3 separate regions of the Homo sapiens genome follow, and regions 1 and 3 are each linked to region 2. The links are chromatin loops, found by intact Hi-C in ENCODE. Cell type or tissue: Caco-2. All regions are shown on one strand. Links, peaks and the distances in the headings refer to the core of each region. The heading gives the core; the rest is flanking DNA.

The links. A loop is a pair of places that touch in the nucleus more often than their neighbours do. Peaks named below come from ENCODE experiments on the same cell type or tissue, not always from the same donor. Only the 100,000 strongest peaks of a DNase experiment are listed, where the experiment ranks them.
Region 1: a loop joins it to region 2, with 10 times the contacts of the local background. A loop is called at or near these places in 82 of 110 quality-filtered maps.
Region 3: a loop joins it to region 2, with 13 times the contacts of the local background. A loop is called at or near these places in 12 of 110 quality-filtered maps.

Annotation. Positions count from the first base shown.
Region 1 is chr6:130,017,375-130,025,769 of GRCh38, reverse strand. It overlaps L3MBTL3 (L3MBTL histone methyl-lysine binding protein 3), which reads right to left and starts at 7,189. Exons shown (of 23, transcript NM_032438.4): 1 at 7,106-7,189; 2 at 3,465-3,543. RefSeq lists an enhancer at 4,850-4,909 and silencers at 5,270-5,339, 5,390-5,629, 6,580-6,709. In Caco-2, for the core only: a CTCF peak has its summit at 4,566 (motif pointing right); DNase peaks (open chromatin) are centred at 4,549 and 7,209; H3K4me3 peaks cover 2,980 bases.
Region 2 is chr6:129,594,992-129,603,386 of GRCh38, reverse strand. ARHGAP18 (Rho GTPase activating protein 18) reads left to right here. Exons shown (of 15, transcript NM_033515.3): 11 at 2,539-2,745; 12 at 4,031-4,171. Among named protein-coding and RNA genes, the nearest start is that of ARHGAP18, 110 kb to the left of the region's middle. RefSeq lists an enhancer at 4,229-4,523. In Caco-2, for the core only: a CTCF peak has its summit at 4,951 (motif pointing left); no DNase peak of the experiment used is centred there.
Region 3 is chr6:129,771,763-129,780,157 of GRCh38, reverse strand. No RefSeq gene overlaps it. Among named protein-coding and RNA genes, the nearest start is that of ARHGAP18, 66 kb to the right of the region's middle. In Caco-2, for the core only: a CTCF peak has its summit at 4,840 (motif pointing right); a DNase peak (open chromatin) is centred at 4,857.

The sequences.
Region 1 (8,395 bases), core at 256-8,255, 420 kb before region 2:
ATTTACAGTATATATGGGAGAAAGAATAATAATGCAGAAGGCATTTTACTGTTACATATAATATACATATCATTCTTATAATCACCATCCAACTAATCAATTCCAAGTCTACTCAGAAAGAAACTACAGTTTATGAGGAAAGTTCCCTCATCCAAGATCACCCAACTTAACTTTACTCAAGTTCCTCTCAAAGATCCTTGTTCATTCCTCCAAACTATCTTGTCTCCCAAATGGGAATTTTCTAAAGGTCTTTCCCAATTTTACTTCATAAATCAAGCTTAGTTATATATCAAGGATACCCTTTCTTGGTGCTTCTTTTCATCCACCCACTGCATAGCTGCCACAGTCAATACAAATCCGTTCATCATTTCCCACTATTGACTTACATCCACAACCACCAATGAAATAATTTAATACAGTAAAGAGATAATCTGAGAATATTCCTGTTAGATAATGAAGCCCTTTAGAAAATATATCTTCCATGGATCCGCTGAACTTCAAGATGTCACATATAAATGTGCACCCATATGAACATATAAATAGTTCTCTCTAAAGACACTATCTTTACCTATACTATAAGCATTCCCAAATCCTTGTGAGGAACAAATCCCTCAATAGTGGCAAGTGGTAACAGTGGAAGATAGTGTAGATCTTCACCAGAAAGTTACCTTGTGAACACACTGGTCAAAGAAAGAATCGCCTCAATCCATCTTGCTAGACTCTTGCTAGACATTCCTTGACTGTGGGTGAAGGGCTTCTTACTCATTTCTGAAGGCGAAGCACTAAAAAAGGAATGCATTATATTGTGCCATGTGTATTGGATGATATGCCATGGTCCTGCATCAGTTAGCCCAGAAATCCATGTTTCCTGGTTCAACAGCTCCAAAGAGTGCTAGAGCCCTCATCCTTTCCTAATGGTACCATGTGCAACTGTTATACTATTATTAGAAGAGCTCATTATGTCTAGTCCCAGAGTAAGGATCTCTAGAACTCCTCAAGAGCAAGGATCTCGTCTTTTAAGTGTTCAACACCATAAGAGCTCAGAAAAAAACTGGTTAAGTAACTAGTAGAAACAATACCGCAGGGATCACTCAAGTTATCCATCCTTGGGATGCCAACGGTACATCCCACCCACCACATAAAGTAAGTTCTCTCATAAATTCCCCATCCTAACTGCACTACTATAAACAGCATTGGCTGAAATATGGAATTCTTAAAAATAAACTACCAACCCAGTCAAAATTCTTTAAGAATCAACTCTCAATTACTCAGGGACTAATTAAACAGGACATATACTTCTTTTTTCCACTCCTATTGGGTTTTTGGATTCTTAGAACATTGATTGGATAATCTCCAAAGAGTGGAGATGAAGTAAAACTAAAACCTGTCAGGGTTTATTTTGTCAGGTTCAGTAGCATCAAATCAAAAATAATAATAGATAGTACTTACAATTTTTTTAATCTAGATTTTACATAGTTGGCTATAATTAGATTGCAGCCAAAGAGGTCTAGAAAACAAGGAGGAAAAGCCCTACTTGGACATTTCCTAAATTCAGTCATTCGGAGGACTCATGTTCTGGCCCCTATAGTTAGTTTAAATCATTACTACTCCAGTTACCTATTTTCTCATCCTCATCTCCCAGCAGACTCATGCAACTAAAATATTAATTACAGTACATTAATTCCCCTCACACCAACCCTTCTACTTTCATCACCCTACCATTTTCACAATTAGGCATCATTTTAAAGTATTTCTTTCATTTACTCCTTCTACTTATTAAATGACTAGTTTGGGATAAATAAATTTCCGGTTTTGTATTCCGCACCATGTTAGAGCATGGTCTCTTCCCTCAAAGAGCCAATAGTATACAAGGGAAACTACTTTTTTCTCAAGACAAGATATACTCCTAGAAATATTCCGAGAAGTCCATACAATACACACATCAGAAACCAATCTAAAAGTTTTAGCCAAGTGTTAAATCACTATATTCTGACTTAGACAATCTACCTCCAGCCCTTCATAAAGCTGGACGAAGGTAAAATGATATGACCACTATACATCTGAATAACTCTTTATGGTTCTCAAAATCTGATTTTATTTGATTCTTTTAACAAAAGATGCAAGGCAAGTATTGCTGTTCCCGCTCTGTAGATGAGGAAATGGAGGCTGAAGGAGGTAGAGTGACATATACAAGGTGATATATCTAGTTATTACATTTAGTCTTCTGATTCCTATTCTAGCATTCTATCCACAGACACAGTGACTCCGCAGACAAAGAAAAATAAGCAGTGTCTTCAACTCAGCACATTTAAACATGAAATTCACCATCTTAGGAAACTGATTTTACTCTTCTTGAACCCTAGTTGTCTGCAGGACCTTCCTATAGCTGTTCTTGCCCCATTGTCTCTGCTGCATATCCACATGGACCAGATCTACTTATTTTGCTAATTATACAATTCAAAATGATCCACAAGCAGCAAATGACAATAAACTCCTGTTAATCATTTTTATATCAATAATTAGTCATTTTGATTTCTAGATTACACCTGGCCCAATGAAGGTTGTTAGTTCTGCTCTAAAAAGGTAGGCTAATTTTGGTTTTCTTTTGTTTTTGCCAAACAAGATTTAGCGACCCCTTTATTACTCAAGACAGAGAGGGCAGGAAAACAGGCAGAAAAGGAGAGGGGAAGATTAAAGGAAGAAAAAAAAAGGTATAAACAGTAGAAAGCACTGGAGTAGCAAAAATGTACTGAAATGTTCTACCTTCAGAGATGGCTGTCCCCTCTGCCTGAGAATGACCTTTGCCCTAAAAGAAGGACCTGGAGTATTGGAAAGAAGCCAACACCCTCCAAAATTACTAAAGAGATCTTAGTAGACAACAGCTGTATTCCCTGTGGAAGTATGTTCAAAAGTTGACAAGTCTAAGCTAACACACTGAAACTCACTCATAACCCTGCAACATGGCACTTGGCACAAGTCAGCCCATCTTGGATTTAAGCCATAGAAGTTATGTGACAAATACCCCCAAAGCACCCAATGTAAATTTCATTCACAAAATTTTACCACTGGCCCCCCAAGACATTTAGAGTTCCAGAATCTTCCATATCACTGTATAACAATGTAACACTTATATTAATTTACAATCATTTTATTCCAGTTTTTCCACTTTTTCAACTCCAAAGAATAAAACATTTACTTTCAGTAGAAAACAGGTGCTAAAATGCTAATTAAGAATCTAGTAAGTAAGGCAATACAAAGATTATCCAGGACAATCTCCTAACTTCCTAATGTTTCATCCAAACTACAATTACATTTAGTGTCAATACATTCATGCATTCAAAGCAGCCCCACAAAATGATGTTTTTCTGCCAACCCAGTCTCATACTCTCCTTCCTGATCTCCAAATGCAGCTTTTTAACATTTGCAGGTATGTCAAGCAATTTATTTCAACAAGTGGGTCTTACCTTTCGGCGGTGATGAAACACAGAACTCTCTGGCGATCTTCACAATTGCTGTCCACTCTCAAGATTTCTCCTAAGGGTTCTAGCATTGGTTTAAAGAGAGGGAAGGTAAAATCAAAACACTGTCATCAAAAAGAAACCTTCAAATCCACCATCCCCAGTTAAGAAGCTTACATTCTGAATCACTTAGGCATAATTTTACACCATGCCACTCGGTAAATTAAAATAAAATAAGCTGGTTCTAGATGAGTTGAAATGGATTTTAATCATTCGTATCATTCCCATGTCCTAAATTCACCCAATAACGTCTCTCCTGTTGTATATGACAGGCAGGTGAAAGTTACAAGGATCATTTGAGTCAACTTTAATTTCCCTCACTGCTTTTATCTTTAAAATTAAAGATATTTTACAGAAAACACACTGGAAAAAGAATAGATATTACATAAAATTTTTGCCCATGTATTTAAGGACTTTAAATCACAAATTATACAAGTATTCAGAAATAATTTCGTACTCAGTGAAACAAAATTACAGTCTTAGAACCAAAAGGGACTACTTACTCGGACTATACATAACTATACAGCTAAGAAACTATATAAAATTGCCTTACACTTATCAGACAGTAAAATGAACAGCTCATATAAAAGACAAATCTCAACTAAAGGTCTTTTCCATTTCTTCAAAGTTTTAAACACATTTCAACTTAGCAGTTTTCTTAACATTCAAAATAAAGTCATCAGCTGAGACTCGTTAATTAAAAATTGATCAGAGGTACAGACACCGATAAATGCAAAAGCAAACAATTGTTTCCAATTCAGGGAGCGATCAATCTCAAATCTCTGAATAAAAGCAAAGTGTCTTTCCCATATAACTCATGTCGGATGGAAGTTACAGGGTCTGAGTCCTCAGAATTCATTGCTTCGATTTACTAAACTTTCAATTTCTGATCAGCATCCTTTCACACAACATCTGGCTGCTCGCTCAGGTCCTCTAATTACTTCCACGTCTGAACGGACTACGTAGCTACGAGTAAAGGCCAAACTTTGCTCTCGGCCTTCCGAACTTAAAAGACGCGTTCAACCACTAGAGGTCTCCCCTTGGCCAGTTTTGCACGTTCGCTATTTTGCTGCACTTGAAACTTTCCGGAGAAATGCTCTCTACTCGAGTCAGTGTTTTTCTAAAAACTTGCGCAAAAATCCACGCGACCGAGATAGCCAGCATAGAGCCTCTCGGACTCCCTAAACCAATAAAGACATCACAAACAACGCTCTAGGAAAACCAAAAGGAGAACTGGACGCACTCGCCCCGGCCGCGCCCCCCCACCCCAAATTCTTATTTCTCATCTCAGTTTCCCCTAACCTAACAATTAAAAATCTATTTTTGTTTCTGTGCACTCTGAATGATCTCGAATGCATTTTTCTGGCGGTGGCCCCGAGGTGGAGAAGCGGGCCAAGGGATGCGAGGCGTTGGGGGTGGGGGCGGTGAGGGGGAGGGCCGTGCTCACAGCGCCCGAGGAAGTTGCCTAAGGAAAGGGACTCCGTTTTTCGGGTCCCCTCAAAAAATCGGCGGGGAGGGGGAGGAAAAGGAAGCGGGGTGGTGGCAGCAGGGGGACTCAGAAGGGAAACCGAAGCAACGTTTACCTCCGTCTCCCGTGGAAGGGTGGGGTAGAGCCGCGGTCCCCGCGCCCTGGAAAGCGGCTAGTTACCCCCACCTCCCTCTGAGCGCGACGGACAGACCGACGCCCCCAGCCCTCCGCGGGGACCCGGGAGGAACACGCCCGCTTTTAAACTTTCTCTCACGGTCGCGCTGCGGGCTGTGCTTTGACCGGGACTGGGGGAGGGGGGAATCGCAGGGCCTTTTTTTCTTTAAAGGTAATTAAAGTTTTACCACCAGTCCAAAAGTTGCGCCCTCCCCCCGCCCGTGCCACCGTGCCCTCCTCCCCTTCCAGGGCTCTCAAGTTTTTCTCCCCGCCCGGCGGCCCCCACACTCCACCAGCTCGCGGGGCGCGCGGCGGATGCCTCGGCTCCTGCGCTTCCCGATCCCCACCCCCGCCGGCCTCTACTTCCCCCCGCCCCGCCGCCGCGGCGCGAGGACGGCCCGCGGGGCCCAGGACGCGAGTGTGCAAAGCCCATTATTCCGGAACCGCACACACACGCGGCGCGAGGCGGGCGGTGGCCCCGGCGCCGGCCCCGGCCCCGACCCCTCTTTTCCTCCCCAGAATAAGGCAGGCGTAAACAAGTTGCAGGAAAAGCAGCCCCGCGCCGCCCCCACCCTCCCCCCACAAGCCCGCCGCCCCGGCGCGGCCGCCGCCGCCGCGACCGCCGCCGCCGCCTCCCGACACACGCCCGCGCCCGCGCCCGCACCCGGGCCGGCGCGGCGCGGCACGGCGCGGGGCGAACGCCGCGACGGCGCGGGCTCCCGGCCCGGCCCGCGGCCCGCGCCCTCTCCCGCGCGGACGGCCGCCGCGGGCCCGCGCCGCCTCGCTTCCCAAAGCACTTTCCTGCCTCGGGCAGAAATAAACCGGAGGGTTTATTTTTGTGCAACTTTCCCAAAATGGCGGAAATTGGAGCTGATCTATATGAAATTCTCACACACTCGGTTGGGAAGAGGGAGGCGGCGAGGAAGCCACGCAAACTCTCGGCCGCCGAGCCCCGCCGCGGGTCCGTGTGTGTGCGTGCGTGTGAGTGTGCGTGTGCGCGGTGGGAGTCGGGCAGGCCTTTCCGCCGCGCACACACACAGCACACGCCGGGGAGACGCGCCTGCACATTCAACCAGTCCATTCTCCGCAGCCCGAAAGGGGAGAAAGTGGCCCGGCCTCTTTTCCCACTGCCTCGGTCTCCCGTACTTGTACTTCTCGCGCTCGCCCGCCCGCTCGCTCGCTCTCCGGTGCGCGCCCGGCACAAAGGCCACACGGGCGGAGGGGGCCGCAGGGGCGGCGCGCGGGGCTCGCGCCTCCCGCCGCACCGATCCGCGGCCCCGGCCGCCCCCGCGCCCCCCGCCGGCGCCCCCCGCCTCGGCGGCCGCGCTCGCCGCCTGGGCTGCGGCTCCGCGGCGCCCACCCGGACACGCACCCCGGTGGAGCCCGGCGCCGCCGCGCTCCCCCACCCCGCGCCCGGTGTCACGAAAGCGACCAAAGTGACAAGCTCGGGGGGCGCGGGGGAGGGGGCCACACGCATCCCGCCGCCTGCGCGCCAGCCTGAGCCCAACGCGGCCGCCTCGCCCCGGCTCCCTTCCGCACGGCCCCCCACACCCTTCCCCGTGTGCGCGCAAAGAAAAAAATACAAGTCTCTCCTCCCCCCATTTTTTCCTTTCTCTTTTCTCTCTCTTTTGTTCCTCTTTCACACTCGCACTCACTACTTCAGAGTGAGATGCCCAGAGACTCCCCCTCCAGCCGTTTCCGAGTCACTTGCCCACTTTTTTCCCCGGGATTAAGTTTTCTCCTCTTTCCCAGAGGCGCAGAGAAGTGGGGGAGAAACCCCTTCTGTCCCTCCCCTCCCCTGATCTGTTTCACAAGACGAGGGTGCGCTTCCTTCCCTCTATAGGGCTCTTAACTTTCATCCTCACCCAGAAAAATAAATGAATGGCTTTTGCACGGACAAATCTTCAGATTAATTAGAGATTAGATCCGATCAACCGCTTCTTACCCCCAAATTTTCTCTTTTTTTTTTCTCCGTCTCACGAGTAGTCCTGACAAATGGTCCAGGGCTGCGGGCGCAATGCGCATGTGCGCGTAGAGTCAGGGCTGGGGAGAGGGGAAACTGCGCTGGTGCCGGTGCCGCCGCCGCCGCCGCCGCTGCCGGGGAGGCTCGCTCTGGCTTCCCTGTTACTGCTGCTGCGCCTTCGCCGCTGGAAAGCAGCAATAAAGCCGGGTGGCAAATGCAGCTGCCCGCAGATCCTGTTTCAGGTGCATCTTTTCAATAGCCCGGTCACCGCCTCAGAGCTGGTTCAAGAACAGTCCAAACAAATAGGAAACACTGCTAAGGTTCCAGATTTCTTTGTCTATTTTTCACTTTACTTTTTTTAAAGGCAATTCTCAGAGCAGCGAATCCACCATGTGCTGTGAAATGTATGCATTCAGCCATTAAAGAGTGGGCCTTAGTCTTGCACAAACACTGCCCAAAGGCTAAATACATGCTACAGGTCATGAAAAGTAACAAAGTTGTAAGCTTTGGGAGAGTACAATCTCCCTCTCTTTGATGGCTGGAACAATGCATAATAAAGAAAGTGTGCATATAAAACTTGTGCCTTCTTTCCGCTTCCTAAGTGCGGATCTTTATTGACAGCTCCAACATGTTAGGCCTCTGTCGAGTAATAGGCTGAGATTCCTACAGTAACTTAGAACACTGTGAAAGTCCCTTGGCAATAAGCAGGTCCAGGACTACCCTCTTAAGGTATTCAGTCAAGATGGCTGAGCGGTCCTAAATGGCAAAACCTGTCTTTGTTAAAGCGTCAAAACTAGATCAAGAGAGTATTACATTTCAGTATTGACAGCTTTCGGCGCATTGACTGCGGGCCGCCGTTTGGACAGCTTCACTGGTCTTTTCCACTTAATAGGAGTACTTACAAAATAATTCGAGTAATTAAAGTTTTGATAAACATTTTGATGTCAATAGCAGAGTTTGCTGTGTGAAAAAAAAAAGCATGTGTGATTTTAGGAATGAGGGAAGCATGTCTTAGATTTTGCGGGGGGGGGGAGGTAAAAGGAAGTTCCCATCCCCAGAGTAGACTATTTTGCATCTAATAAAGGGTAAAGGAGGCCCTTTTCTGAAACTGCTGCCTGAGGCCTAGAATTTAAATATATCACAGATGGAAGTTCTATATTAAAAATCCTTCTCCAGTGTAGGGAATATTATTCTTGATTGAATTTTTTCACTTAAGGAATGTTTCTTGAACCAGTTTCAGAACATAAACTCTTAAATTCTTTCCTTAGGACC
Region 2 (8,395 bases), core at 77-8,076:
CACACAGACACACACACATACACACATACACCATGTAATACTACTCAGCCATAAGACAGCATGAAATAATGGCCTCTGCAACAACTTGGATGGAACCGGAAGCCATTATTCTAAGTGAAGTAAAGCAGGAATGAGAAACCAAATATTGCATGTTCTCACTTATAAGTAGGAGCTAAGCTATGAGGATGCAAAGGCATAAGAATGATACACTGGACTTTTGGAACTCGGTGGAAGCGTAGGAGAAGGGTGAGAGATAAAAGACTGCATATTGGGTAGCTTATACACTGCCCAGGTGACAGGCACACCAAAATCTTAGAAATCACCGCAAAAGAACTTACCCATGTAAGCAAAAACCACCTATATCCCAAAAACTATTGAAATTATATATATATATATATAAAGGGGAAATTCTGAAGGTTCAGATAGAAAATTCTGCAGTTCCTTCAGCAAGGGCTGGGCTAACATCTCGTTAATTTTATGTCAACTCTCTCTCTTATTCTCTAGTATTCTGATAGTAGTATTTTGAGTAACGTTATTACATATGCACACCACAATTAAAACGGTTTATTACCTAATGTCTGTAATTTATGCTCATAAAGAAAGAGATACACTGGTCCCTGAACAATTATTCTGGTCTCTGTGGAACAAAATTAAATATTTTTTCCAAACTTCAATTAATCTTTTGTCCTCATTTGAGAACATGTTGTTTTATATAACTTTATGCTTGGATTACAATTTAACTTCCTGAGCACTGTACTAGAAATTAGATACATAAATCTCATTGTTAGATATTAAAGCTCTGTCCTTAATTTGTTTCAAAGTTTCAAGGTCTATATAGCAGTTATACTTGATTCAAAAGCAACCTGTTAGCACTTACAGGAATTTTTTTTTCCAGAAATTCTTTGGAAGATAGATACTTTTTTTCCTTTTTCCATTTTAGTATAGTATATTTGGCCTTTTTAGGGTAGGGATTTTAGGCTAACTCTGAAAAAATGATTCTTTTAATAGTTAAGAATTTAGAAACAAAAGCCAGATAGACCTGTAATTAAATTCTTTCTCAGGATTTGTTAGCTGTATGACCACCAGGAAGTTACTTACATTCTCCAAACATTGTTTTCTGATCTGTAAAATGGAGGTAATTACAGCATCTGTCTCCAAGTTAGGATTAAGTAATCTCTATCGTGCTTCATAAACTGCCTCATTCATAGAGAACATTGAATACCTGTGCAGTTATAGTTACTGTTGTTCTAGAACAAAAGAAGAAGGCAAAAGAAAAATCTGAAGCCTTAAGTCATGTTAGAGTAGGGTGACCTCAGCTGCATTTGCCTTTTGGAGAAGGTAGTTTCAGAGGACAATGAGTGTCTGCAATAGGGGTGGGTGTACGTGGCATCAAGCTGAGCATAACCTAACCTGTTCTGATGAAAAGTTTCTTTTCATTCATTTTAAAAAAAATTCTCAGCTGGGTATGGTGGCTTACACCTGTGTAATCCTAGCACTTTGGAAGGATGAGGTGGAAGTGTTTCTTGAACTCAAGAGTTCAAGACCAGCCTGGGCAACATTGCGAGAATTTGCCTCTATGAAAAATCAAAAAAATTAGCCAGGCATGGTGGCATGCACCTGTGGTCCCAGCTACTCTGGAGACTGAGGCAGGAGGATCACTTGAGCCGAGGAGTTTGAGGCTGTAGTGAGCTATGATCTCTCACTGCACACCAGCCTGGGCAACAGAGTGAGACCTGGTCTCAAAAAAAAAAAAAAGAAAGATTCTCTTTGGTCTTTCCTCATTTCCCCGCTTTCTCTATCACAATATTCCCTCACCTCTCTTTTCTTTTCTCTTTTCTTTTCTCTTTTCTTCTCTCTTTTCTCTCTTCTCTCTTTTCTCTTTTCTCTTTTCTCTCTTCTCTTCTCTTCTCTTTTCCTTTTTTGAGAGAGGGTTTCTCTCTGTTGCCTAGGCTGGACTCAGACTCCTAAGCTCAGATGATCCTCCCACCGATCTGGGACTACAGGTGTACACCACCATGCCCAGTGCCTGGGACTACAGGTATGCACCACCATACCCAGTGCCTGGCTCATTCTTTATAAGTTCCACATCAGCCAGATATTGATTGCCTTAAAGAAATGAGACTGAAGTTGAATGACCCTTTTTGAGGGAATTTTTAAAAATCTCTACATAGGAAAGTACAGCATTTCCTGAAATAAGCAAATGTTTGTATGATGTTTTACATTACTTTTCAGCTCTCCATGACTCCCATAGGCCAGAGGTCTGACACTTCCCCACTCCTCTCTCTGCTCCCTAGTTCAGCTATGTGCCATCTCTGCTTCATTCCCCAGCACCATGGTCCTTAGTAGAAGCAAATTTCCATCTCAGGGAGCATCAACCAAATGGAGAAGCTTTGGTAACAGGGCCTGCTGGATGTGATTAGTTGACTGTGCTTATACACAACTTGTTTTTTCAATGAAATAAAAATTGCATATGCTACAGTGCTTTAATCTTTTATCTTCATATATGACACAAATCTCAAAGAGTCATTTCTGTTTCAGGCCCTTCTTGAATTTCTCCAAAGAGTAATAGATAATAAAGAAAAAAATAAAATGACAGTCATGAATGTAGCAATGGTCATGGCCCCGAATCTCTTTATGTGTCATGCATTGGGATTGAAGTCCAGTGAACAGCGAGAATTTGTAATGGCAGCTGGGACAGCAAATACCATGCACTTATTGATTAAGTACCAAAAACTTCTGTGGACAGTAAGTATATATCATATGCTTTGGTCTTAGTAGTTTAAAAAACAAATTGCATGTTTGTTATTAGCTTTATTAATTTACATTTAAAATTTGTGAGTGCAGAAAATATTAAAAACATTTTATTCATATAGGTAAGGAGGGCCCTGTGAATTTCTGTTTTAAAATTATGTCAAAACATGCCTTGTAAGAAGTACTTTTTATTTACTTCTGCCTATTTTCCCATTTCTCAGTGTTTAGGCCTGCTGTATTTTTAAAAGCCCATGCTATCTTGGTTTCAGATTATTCAGTTCTTTTTCATAGACCCTTTATTGAAAGGGATGCATGCATTTTGTACCCTTATTAACTGAGAACATCTTCAAAAATGGTTTCCTCTGTTTTACACTTATTTTGAGCTTGTTTTGACAGCTTATCAGAGGATGGAAGTGGATGAGAGGCTTCGTTGATTAGGTGCTCATTTTCCAATGAAATTTATAATTTTTCAGGAGGCATCTTATAAGCATTTAGGAAAAAATGACCTAAAGGAATTCCAAGCAAAATTATAATATTGAATATTTCAATCTCTTATTTGAGGAGCTTCCAAACATTAATTTGTTAAAAAGACAGAGTGATGATATTTAGATCCTGAAGTCTTTATTTTTATAATCCATAAAAAGACAACTGATGTAGATGATTTCAAATGTGTTTTTTTAATAAAAAATTAATGTCCATTTATTAAATCTCAATGTTTGAAATGTCAAAATTATTTCATGGTTACATTTTGATACCTTAAAATATTTTGTTTTTGCTAATGTGATTTCTTAGGATAAATTTGTTCTGGATTTTTGCTAGCTACCTATCAGCTCTTGTTTCTTGGGGAGTTCTTTCTCTCATGACAGCAGCGGCTAGCTGGTTATTAGAAGGGGACTTGAGGTTAGCTAGCAGGGCTGTAGGTAGGAGGCTGCAAAAGGAAAGACCTACGGAGGTGGCTTCTACTGCTCGTCACCTCAGGGGGTCTCCAGTCTGGCATAGAAAACGGCCACTATGTCCTTGAACTTCACAAAGCCTCTTTTGGAACCTTCCACAGTGGGTGGCAAATTATACCACGTGGATGCCCTGTACACCTGGTAAGTGAATAATATGAAGTATTTTCTTTTCACAGATTTAATGAATAGTGCATGTAAAATGGCAGTCTTATCAAAAAGAGAAACTCTTTACTGTTTTTGAAATTTAAAAAAATATAATTTTTTTTTGTAGTTTAAAATGGTGGCATTTCTTTTTCCTCTCTAAGCTTAATTCCTTTTCTCTATAGATTCCCAAGTTTATTGTAAACCAAGTGAGGAAGCAAAACACGGAAAATCATAAAAAGGATAAAAGAGCCATGAAGAAATTGCTGAAGAAAATGGCTTATGACCGAGAAAAATATGAAAAGCAAGATAAGAGTACAAATGATGTAAGAAAATAGTGGAGATATGTATTTATTCAGATCTTAAGTATTTTTTTAATACCAAAATTTTTTATTTAATGTTTTCATAGTATGACTTTCTGCCACTTATTAGGCTGTGGTGCTACTTGTAAGTGAAAGACATCAGTAACTGTCTTCCTACTACTGCTGCTAATGATCAGTATTGACAGTTGGTCAGGTGTTGGTGACTCAGCATGTGAGTTGTTAATGGGGAACAAAGGAAGATATCAAGACAAGACTGAACACACACACACACACACACCCCTACACCCCTACCCCTACCTCTACCTCTCGTGCGGAGACTCTAGTCGCCTACTGAATATATAATCTATAGTGAGTAAATAACATCATGTGAACCACTGACATTTTTTTCTAAATTTTTCTCATCTGTAGAATGGGGAAAAATAACTAATCCAGATGGACAAATAGGTTAATGTTTGTGTTGTGCCTAGGATTATTCCTGGACTTTAATAAGTATTTGAAGGTTCTCAATTTGATCAGAAGAATTTTGAGAGCTAAATTGGAAAGAAAAAAATTAAGATGTTTCAAAAAAGAAATACCTAAATATCTGTATTTATAAACTACTGTAAGAGTATATTAAGAACTGGGTTTACAATAATAAAATATACATGGATATACATTTATGAAGTAAGTTACCAAAGCTGTAGCGTAAGTTCATGAAATGAAAGGGTTTCTATTGTTCTATTTAAGTGAATCCACCTCCTCCCTACTACCACCACCATTGAAGTTGTTCAGTTACATGCTGACATCTTGTGGAATAATGTGAAAATGCAGTTATCTGCCTTTGTCTGAATTTTCGGTTTTGGCCTGCTTATGGATCCAGTAATCATAAAAACGAAGTTTTTCTCTTAGATTTATTTATAGCTCTCACTCTTAAAAAATGATACTTTCTTGGCATTGTAAAACATTTTAAATCAAGTTTTAAATATCTTTAAAAACATAAAGAGAAGTTGTAAATATGCTTATTTTTTTAGAAAGGCCTTGATATTATCCTAAAGGCTTTTAGAAAGCCTTTTTTTTTGGCATTTGGTTAACTTTAGAATGTTCTGTTACCTCTAAGACCATTGTAAATATGTGAATTAAGTCTGTTTTGTAGCCCTTCTTATTCATATTAAGTGACTTTATAGTCTTGTCTTTTTATAGGGCATTTAGCTGTGATATTCTGAAGCTCAGGATCTACTTAAGGAAACATTTGGGGTGTACCTTTTAAATAATATTTAGAAAAACTGAAACGTTTACTTTTTGGAAATGGAATATTTTAGTAATTTTGTCATTTATGGAAAAAAAAGCATTAACTTCTTTAGTTTGCACTTTGGCATAGTTAGACATGATCTGGTCTGAGAATGATCTCTGTACTATTTAAAAACTGTATTGTCATTTTAAAGCTTGGGATTTAAATATCAGTTTCATCACATATTAGCTGTAACTTTACCTCTTTGAGTTTTTTTTTTTCTTTCCTTATGTGAAATTCAGTTACTCATCAACAAAATGCTATTGCCACCTTGGTGCTAGGCCCCCACTTTATGTTAGGTGTTCCCAGGGAGTCAGGGAGCTGGGTGCTCACCCTCGAGGAGCCAGGAGAAGGCATATAGAAGGGATGTAGCTCAGAGGTATGTGATTGAAGCCTGACCAGGGTACCGTAATCTACAAAACAGGAAGTAAGCATGAGAGAGGCTTCACTGGGGAGTCAAGCTGAGATGTGAAAAATAAATCAGTGTTGTTCAGGTGTCACTAGAGAAGAGCCATCTAACCTGCAGTGGAAGCTTTCTGACATCACAGCCCATGGTGGAGGTCTGTTTGGCCTGTCATTTTGGTAGAAAAATTCTCATCTCCAGCCTGGCCAAGACAGTGGAACCTCATCTCTGCTAAAAATATAAAAATTGGCTGGACGTGGTAGCACACACCTGTAGTCCAGCTACTTGAGAAGCTAAGGCAGGAGAATCGCTTGAACCTGGGAGGCAGTGAGCCAAGATTGCGCCACTGCACTCCAGTTTGGGTGACAGAGTGAGACTTCATCTCAAAAAAAAAAAAAAATTCTAATCAATAGCCAAAATTTAAAAAAAAAATTATGCCATTTTATTAGGGAGAGTAAATAGACACACAAAGCAATTACAGAACAAGTAGAGGTGCAAGCTAAGTTCAAATACTGTGGATATGTGGTAAGTTACTAAGTAACAAGAGTTTTTTGCATGTTGCTTCCAACTGGCAACTGCCAGAATTCTAAAGCTAAAACATTTAATGTGAAAGTTTGAACCACCGTCTTAATGACAAATGGATGTTGGGGCATCCCTCATCTTCTGGCAGTAAGAGGCCTGCTTTCCATCAGGGTAGCAATTCCCTGGATTTGAGTAGGAGCCGTTCCTTTTGCATGGAACATGGACCATCTACTTTGCTGTAAGCCATGCCCCCTCCTTCATTCTGTCTGGTTGCTGTAGTTTCTTGACTCTCCTCCAAATCATTTAAATATGCAATATGAAACTATAGGGCATGAAATTGCCTGGGGGTAGCTTTTGTCATTTGTTAAACAGTTACTTGATATGTGCCTACTGTGTGCCAGGAATTACTGGGTACTTGAAATATAAATTATTGGACAAAACATACAAAGATCACTGCTCTTCCAGAGCTTAAATTCTAAAAATAAAAGTAAATCTAGGAAGTAATTCATATAATGTGTTAGTATGTGATTTATCCTCCAAAAGTAATAAAAACAACAGAACAAGGGGAATTGGGAAGGAGATCCCCTGGCACTATTAAGTTGAGATGGTCTGGATATTATTCATTTAAGCAAAGACAAGAAGAAGGGCAGGGAGTTGAGTTGTGTGTATATCTCAGGAAACTCAGTCCAGGCAGAAAGAATAGTCTGTGAAAAAACCTTAAGACAGGAACTTACCTTAAGGAGTGAGTGTAGCTGGAGTGAAGCCAGCAGAGGGAACGGTAGTGTGAAATGAGGTCAGAGGGGCAATGGGGCAAGATTGCATAGGGCCTTGTAGATAGACCATCATTAGAAATTTGGATTTACTCTGAGTGAAATGGGGGTTTGAAGCAAAGGCTTGAAAATCTATACTATGTTTTAAAATGATTCCTTAGGCTGTTGTGTTGAGAATAGACTAAAAGGGAGCAAAGAAAAATAGGGAGATCATTTGGGAGGTTCTTGTAATCCAGGTAAGAGATAATGGTGGTTCAGACCAGGGTATCAGCATCGGAAAGTGGAGAAATGGTTGGATTCTGGATTTTGTTTTGAAGTTAGAGCCATTGAGATTTCCTGATGGAAATCATGTAGGAGAACAAAAGAGGTCAAAAATGACTCTGATTTTTGGCCTGAGAAATTGGAAGGATGGTATTGCTTTCAATTTCATGATTTCAATTTAGGACATATTGAGTATGATGTCTATTGGACATTTAAGTGGGGATATTTGAAATGTTTGGAGAGAAAATCAGGTCATACTAACTGGCCACTTAGGTGCATAGAGAGACAGGGGCAGAGGGAAAGCAGGAGTGAGCCTTAAGAGAGATTGATAGCAAAGTTTCTATTCTGTGCATGACAGGGAACTGCTGAAAGGTGAAGGAAAGATTTGAGGGAGTGTAAGATTGGAGGGTAGGTAGGAGATGGTAGGTAATTTCCTTGTTGATGGGAGTATATAAATTGGTAGAGTTCTTCCAGAGAACAGCAGCATGTGGCAAAGTCCTGAAAGCCATGCTCTTCACTGGACTCAGATATTCCTCCAAAGAGAGTAATAGCATGAACATGCAAATATTTATGGTTAAGTTCATTGCCATTTTCTTACACTGACCAAAATTAGAGATAATCCAAAAGAACAGAGGTGGCTAGTTAAATACATTATGGCATATCTATACAGCGAAATACCATGAAAGTGTACAAATGTGTATCTTGACATTGAAGAGATTCGTAATATGTTACTATGTGATAAAAGAAGTTACGAGTCAGTGAATGGTGTAGTGCTATATTTTTAGGGGGTAATAGCTATGATTTTAATGCTTTGCAGAGGTCAGACACAATGCTAAACATTTTACAAATATTGTCTCGTAATATTTATGGTAGTCTAATTGGGGTGTATTATTGTCTAATTTTTTTCAGATGAGGAAAGTGAGAATTAGCAATCTTAAAGTTACTAAGGTTATCTAGATAGGAATTAGTGGAGCTGGAATTTGAAACCAAATCTATATGACTTT
Region 3 (8,395 bases), core at 227-8,226, 180 kb before region 2:
ACAACAAGATTAAGGGTGAGTTGATACTTCAGTCTTCTGAGAGGGTCATGTGAATCTTGATAAACTAGAGGCTTGGAAATTAACTGAACATAATTTCATGCTGAGATAGCATGTAAGGAACTGGGTCTATAGAAAGATAAGCAATTGAAGTTATACACATACATAGAGAAGAGTAGACTAAAAATTATCTGTCCGTAGCACAGGTAGGTGATGAGGAAAACTTTTAGTCTTAGCCAGGGCTGTGGTTGAAAAAAATCAAGAAAGAAAAACATTTCTTATAAATTTATGATCATGAACCCAATTACACAGGTTTCAGGTTTGAATTTCCATCATCTCTGTAGTCTGGTAACTGTATACGTTAACATAAATTTTATTCTTGGATTAATTAGAATCCTGTGGTATGTCAAATCACATTACATAGGATTCACACTATAAAGTCCTGGGAAGATAAGTTTATAATCTACAATTCTAAAACACACAGGAAACAATGCACCACAAAAAGAGTCAGCAGAGAAAAAAAACGATATGATTAAACCCCAAGAATAACATCAAGAATAAGATTATCAGGCACAAACTATAAAATGATTATGTTTAAATAATTAAAGTAGTATAAACTAAATAAACAAGAATATGAGAAAGGTATAAATCACTATGAAAGTTACCAGGTAATTTTAAGAACAAAAAGAAATGGATTTGTAGAAAATAAATCTATAGTCACTAGAATTTTTAAAATATTGAATAGATTAAACATATGATTATATTTATAAATAGAACTAGTGAATTGGTAAATTGTACTGAGAAGATGAAAGCAACACAATATAAAAAATAGGTAATGTGAGAGAAAAATGAAAAGACATGAAAGACAGAATGAGAAAGTTCAACATACATATAACTGGTTTTACATAAGAAGACATTAGAGAAAATAGAAAAGAGGAAAATTTTATAAATGACATAAAATAGAAGTTTTCAGAATTTAATAAAGATAGAACCCAACATTCATAAGTCAAATCAAGTACTCAACAGGATAGCAAAACTACGTACACACTTAGATAAATGACTGACTATCAGAGAGAAGATGTTAAACAATGTGGCAAAATAATGACTTATAAACAGCATCAATACCAGTGAAAAGACAGTGAAATAATATATTCAAAATATTCAGAGAAAATAACTGAGAAACCAGATTTTATACCCAGATAAACTATCATTCAAATGTCAGGTCAAAATGAATGGCTATTAAGATAAAAAAAACATGAGAGAAATTACAAATGGAGCTGAGTGAATTATTAAGAAAGGTACTTCAGGGAGGAGAACATTAATTTCAGGAAGAAATGAGATGCAAGGAGTAGAAAAGAACTTTTTACATCTTGATAAATCTTAAAAACAAAAGATTAAAGGTATAAAATAATAATACATGTGATGACTGGTTTGCAGCTATAAAAACAAGGGAATATGAAAATGCTGCCACAATATTAATATGTAAGATGGGAGATGCATCAATAGAGTTCAATCATTCTTCAGAAGCATGAAAGAGAGTAATTAAAAAAATTATTAATATTTCTTTTTAAATTTACATAAAGTAAATTCACTCTATTTGTTATAAACTCTAAGTTTTAAAAATTATTATTTTATTTCTTAGAGACAGAGTCTCACTCTGTCACCACGAGTGCAGTGGTGTGATCACAGCTCACTGCAACCTCGAACACCTGGGCTCAAGCGATTCTCCCATCTCAGCCTCCCAAATAGCTGGGACTGCAGGCATGTGCTGCCACACCTGGCTTGCTGTACATTCTGAGTTTGGACAAATGCAGGTAGTCATGTAATCACACCAACATCAAGATACAGAACTTTTCATTGCCCCCCAGATTCCATTGTGACTCTTATGGTAGTCTGTCCCTCCCCTCATGCCTAACTGTAAACATCCACTGATTTAACAGATCACCATCTCTGTAGTTTTGTCTTTTCTGGAATGCCATATAAGTGGAATCATACAGAATGTACCCTTCTTAGTCTAGCTTATTTCACTTAACACGTGCAACTGAGATTTAGCCACTCTATTGAGTACATCAACACTTCAGTCTATTTGATTCCTGAATAGTGGGCTTTGTCCAGTTACTCTAGCATCTTGTCATCTCAGAGTTGGCATCTGTAGATGAACATTTACTTTAATTGGTTAGATTTTTGTGATACTTTTCATACATTTGTATTTTATCACAGGCATTTTGAATATTATATTGTGAGACTCGGTCCTGTTAAACTCCTGTGGAGAATGTTAACTGATGTCAGCAATCAGTCAATGTTCAGACTAAAAGTTCCATCTTAGACTATGGTTCCACTGTAAGTTCATTTCTCAAAGCTGTGCTATGCTGTATGAATCCACCCTGTGCATGGGCCAGTCTGTGAATTTGTCCCTGTTTTATATCATAGTTCCATTCCCAAAGCCTTTGCTGTGCTTCTTTGGGTATGTTCTGCACATGCAGAGATAAGCTATAAGTGGGGGCTTGTGTCAGATTTTTTTGTATAGTTAGAGAATTCTCTTGCCCAGCTCTCTCATTTCAGGGATTCCCCCACATTCTCAGACTCCTAAAGTTCCCTTTTCTCAATTCCTCTGGCCAGAAAAATGGTTCTGCTAAGCTTCTGCTATGATAATTACATGTTCAATTTCCATTTAATCTTTCAATCTATGTAGGGATTTAAACATATTTCCTAATATTGACCCAATTTTTCATTCATCCAATGAACTCCACTTGGTCATAATATTTTATACCAGTAATGCTTTGTTAAATTCTATATGTTACTATTTCCTTTATTATTTCTGCATGATATGATTTGAATTTTTATCCCTGCCCAAATCTCATATCTAATTGTAATCCCCAATTTTGGAGGAGGGGCCTGGTGGGAGGTGATTGGATCAAGGGGGTAGAGTTCCCCCTTGCTGTTCTTGTGATAGTGAGTTCTCATGAGAGCTGGGTGTTTAAAAGTGTGTAGCACCTCCCCCTTCACTCTCCTCCTCCTTCTTCAGCCTTGTTAGATGTGCCTGCTTCCCCTTTGCCTCCCACCATAATCATAAGTTTCCTGAGGCCTACCTCTAGCCATACTTCCTGTAAAGTCTGCAGAACTGTGTGAATCAATTAAATCTCTTTTCTTTATAAATTATATATTCTCAGATAGTTCTTTATAGCAATGTGAGAACAGACTAATACACTGCGCTAATAGTTTCTCTCTGTCTCAATTATCTTTGTCAGCTTTTGGTGTTTTCATTGCTAAGGTGATTTTGCAAATGAAGTTAGATGCTGTGATGATTAATTTTATGTGTCAGCTTGGCTAGGTTATGGTCCCCAGACATTCAGTCATCAATCTAGATTTTTCTTTTTAGATATGATTAACATTTAAACCAGTCATAGACTTTGAGTAAAACATATTACCTTTCTATAATGTGAGTGGGCCTCATCCAATCAGTTGAAGGCCTTAAGGAAAAAACACTAGCTGTGCACAGTGACTCACGCCTGTAATAGCACTTTGGGAAGCCAAGGTAGAAGGATCACTCAAGCCCAGGAGTTGGAGACAAGCCTGGGCAACATAGTGAGACCTCGTCTCTACAAAAAATAAGCAAAATTAGCTGTGTGTAGTGGTACACACCTGTGGTACCGGCTACTCGAGGGGGCTGAGGTGGGAGGTTCACTTGGGCCCAGGAGGTTTGAGGCTGTAGTGAGCCAAGATTGCGCCACTGCACTCCAGCCTGGGCCACAGAGCAAGACCCTATCTCAAAAAAGAAACAAAGAAAAACAACAACAACAACAACACTGAAGTCTCCCAAGGGAGAAGGAATTCTGCCTCCAAATTGAGATATTAGGTATGAGTCTCTGGCCTGCAAGCCTGCCCTGCAAAATTCAGACTTGTCATGCCCCACAATTGTGTGAGCCAATTCCTTAAAATAAATCTCCCTGTCTTTCTCTTTTATTCTTATTCTATCTACTTGAGGCATTTATTTGATGCTTGATATTGACTAAATAATTTCATCTCTCTATTCTTCAACTCCCAAACTCATTCAAGTAATTCAACCTTCAACATAAATTCAGTCCTTAAATCAAAATGTCGAAGAAACGGGTCTTGTTGATATATATTTAAGCACAATAAACTTTTGTTATATATTCCAGTAGTTTTTATTTTGTTTCATTTTTCCATGTTATTAAAGTTTGTGTGAAATGGACATCATTCAGCTTACTAGTATAACTGCTTTTTTCATTTTCACAGTACATTTCTGAGTAGAATGTACTGCTGCTCAATAAAGGAGAATTTTTTCCCCTAGAGATTTATGGAGGATTTCCAATCATTCAACCCTAACTGAAATTCCTAGTGACTGAAAAAAATCCCACTTTTAGAAAATAGTGACTCTACAGGTGTGCTATGTGTCAATCACCACTGCTGCCATTTTTCTTCTATGTACAAACAATGAAAACAACAGCTTCCCTTTATGCCATCTAATTTGTACAGACCTAGTGCTCTCAGACCAAGTGAATCTTTTAGCACAGGAAGCAATATTTATGTATTCAGTACAACATTTTCACAAATGTTTGGTAAATACATAATATGTGCCAGGAGCTGTGTTACACATGAAATATAAAAAGTATCCTCACTTTTGAAACACATATCACCTACTAATGGAAGAGACAAGTGAGAAAGAGAGCATTTTAATACAAAGTTGTGATTTTGACAAAAGGACTGTGTCAGTTATCAATTTATTACCTCTCAGCTCCAAATCCATTCTTTTATCGCCTGACACTGAAGAAGCATTCCTCTTGCCAGCAGGCATGATGCTAGGCATTGTCAGTAGAGGGCGCTAGAGGGACACTGCGGGAGGATGGGATGTCTCTTCCTGGTTCCGGTGTTTTTATTCCAGCATTCTTGCTTCTGCAGCGCTGGACTGGCATTCAGGACACCCAGTGGCGCTCACTTCCAGGGAGTTTCAGCAGCACCGCTGTAGAAGTCTTGCAGTGGTTCCAAAAGTGCTCCAGCAGGCTTTCCAGTAATGAATGAGATACAGCAGTACTTCCCAAGGCAGTTTCCAGGGGAGGGCTGCAGTCATCTTAGCAGGCTCTCCAGGCATCTCATTCTCCTAGCAGCAGCTTCTGGATGAGCTCTACAGTCACCCCAGCTAGCTTCACATCAGTATGTTCAGTGGCACACTGCTGCAGGTAGATTCTGGTGAGTTCTGTGGGTGCCCAGACAGTTCAACAAAACCTCTTGCAGGTGACTCTGGTTTTCTGGTGATTCCAGTCAGTACCCAGCCAGCTTCTTCGCAGCCAGTTCAACAGCAGCCCAGCAGGTAGCTCCCCACAAAATCTCATCAGCATCCCAGAAGGCAGTGTCCTGCCTACTAGCTTAGCCCATGAGCACCTCAGCAGGAGACTTGCAGCTTGTGATTATCAGCCTGCAGATTGTGGACCAGCTCTGGCCTGGGCAACCCAGTGAACTTCTCCACCATCCAGGGGACAGCAACCACACCAAAGAGCTCTGAGTCCCAGTGTTGGAGAGGGCCTCCTTCCTTGGGTAAACTCACTCAGTCTTGGGGTATTCTTGAATTTATCTTTATTCCCTTTTTGTAATTTTCTCTGTAAATAGTTAATGATTCTTTATATTAAGCATTCTCTTTTCAAATTACTGTGTGGTTTCTGTCTCGTTATTGGACCATTACTTATACAAGCACTATTTATTATATCTTAACCATAGATAAATTGATTGACCCTAAATTGATAGTACATAGAACATTACAAAGTATAATGAAGTGACAAAATACCTGTATTTATGTGCTTTTCCTCCTTGCTTAATAATGCATATTATACCTTAAATAATCACAGATTTTTCTAATCTCCTTTATTCCTCAGTGACCACTATTAATCTTCCTTTTATCTGAAAAAAATGTACCTGAAAGATCCACTTTCATGTCGCCTAAAAATGAATGTTGAAGAAATAGTAGAGTGTATCATACCAGTCTGAAATAATTTTCTCCAGCCCAAACTAAAGTGCATTATAAATTTAACTCCAAGTTTAATCATCCACTTGCCTTGGGGATTAAATTTGTGAAAAATTGGGTATTAATCAGCAAATGCTCTACTTCACTACTTCATCAATGCTGAAATTTCAAAATCAAACTTCTTTGTGGAGACACATTGATCTGTAGGAGAAGACAGGTGAGTATGACTGAATTAAACTTTTTAAAACTATTAATCATGGAACAATATCTTACATCTTATGAAAGCAAGTTCTCATTGACTTTAGGGGGTGTATTATTCCTATTCTTTTTTTAAGGAATTGCAAATATAGAGGTCTGAGGCAATATATTCCAGAATGCACTTCAGTAACACAGCAGCAGTCTACTGGAATCATACTATGGAAAACACACAGTGGGACAAAAAAATGAATCCAGGTCCTGCCCTTAAGGAGTTTATATCCAGCAGGGAAGAGATTCATGTAAATAACATGTAGAATTTAGGACAGGCTGAACGAGTAATAAATAAAGAGTATGGCAGCCATGAGCAAGTACCTTCCTACCCTCCAGCTGCAGGTAGTGTAAAGCTGCAGGGAGTATAAAGCTGCAGGGAGTGAACAAGGTCCCCTCATGACAGGCATCACAGCTTTTATACTGAAACCAAGCTTCCTGTAGCCTGCTCCCAGCCAACGACTGAGAGTGGCAGCCATACTAGGGCAGCCTGTTTCTGGAAGAAGCCAGACTCTTCTGAAGAAAGGCTGGCTTGAGGATTTACCACCACCCTTGCTGAACTTTCCTGATAACTATACTGCATCCAGCTTCTTTCCCTTTTCTCTCTTCTTCACTGCATTATAGTCTGATAGTTCCCCCAGCCTCCCTTGGCTGTCTTCATGTTCTCTCCCACACATTTCCTCAGACATCATTGCTGCAGTTTAATTCCATCCTGGCTGCTCTGGCTCCTGGAGGACCCAGATTTACACACACAAGTACAAGCAACATGTATGAATATATAAAAAGAAGCAATACTAATTTTGAAAATCTATCTCAGAGGGAAGTATCTTTTACTCTAGATCTTGAAGAGTTGAATTTCAGTAGGAGAAAATACAGGACAAGCAGGGGCCTGTGGGATAGCAAATGACATGGTGAGATCAAGCAGCCAAGCATGTCCAGAGTGTCAAGTGCATAGCAGAATATAATGGGAGACAAATTTTCCAAGACAGAAGGGGCCAGGAACAAACTCTCAAATGCTATACCACAAAATTTAGTTTATTCCTAATCATTTCAGCATTTTGAATAGGAAAGAAAAAAATGCATATCTCAGACAAGAGGCTTTGTGACTGTAAGTAGAAAACCCAATTCAAGTGGTTCTAAGCAGATTCTATTGGCTCACAATCCAACAAATCAAGAGATGAGGTAGGCATTTGGGTGGGTAGATCAATTTAATGGTATCACCAGTAGCCCTTTTTTAAATCTCTGCTCTTCACTTTGTACAATGTTGACTTCTTTTCAAGGTGTAAAGATGGTTTCTAGTAGTGTTAGGGGCTGTACACTTCCTTGTTTAAATGTAAGACATAAGAGGGAATCTCAGAAATCCACTAAAGAAAAGGGAAGAAGCTTTCTGAAGCCTGCCACAAACTTTCCTGGCCTTTTCATCAGTTAAAATTGGTTTACATACCCATTCCTTAACCAATGAATGGCAAGAGTTTGGCGTTGCTATTAGATCAATGAGAATCAGACTAGTGAACTTTTCCAGGAGCAAATGGACTGTTTGGGGATATGAACAGATAAAGACTCTTAATTTGGGATCTATTAGAAGAAAAGCCAACTCTCTCAAGACAATCAACAATGTCCACTGTGTCAGCTGAAGAATGATGAGGTTTGTAAATTTAGAAAGGAGAGCTTTAGTTTTCATAAAGGGCTGTAGCCTGCAGGTGGCCATTCTGACAGGCTGGGAAGTGTAGCCTCTGGTCAGGAGCTGGAGACAAATACTTGAGGGAGGGGCAAAGGGAAAAGGAGTTTATGCTGGGTGGGGTGAGCAAATATATTCAATATAAATATATTCAATAAACCATAGGAGTCACGAATACTTATGAAAGGAGAAGAATGTGCATATCCAGTTGAGCTTCATGCCTCTTCATGGGTCCCATCTACAAAAAATGGCAGCATTAGCGTGATCCGAGCGTAGAGTTTCTGGCCCTCTGATGTCAAAAGGTGAAGCAGAGAACATCAAAACCCTCATCGTGCATCCTCTGTAGACTGGCCAGACCACTCTATAGATGGTTGTCTCTTATCAGGAAGACATGCTAGTCTGTTGTTTTGTGGAAACCACAAAGGGCAGCTCCAGGCATTTGGCTGATATCAGTGGTAGAGTCTTTTGAGAGGGCTGGCTTCTTTTTCACCCTTAGG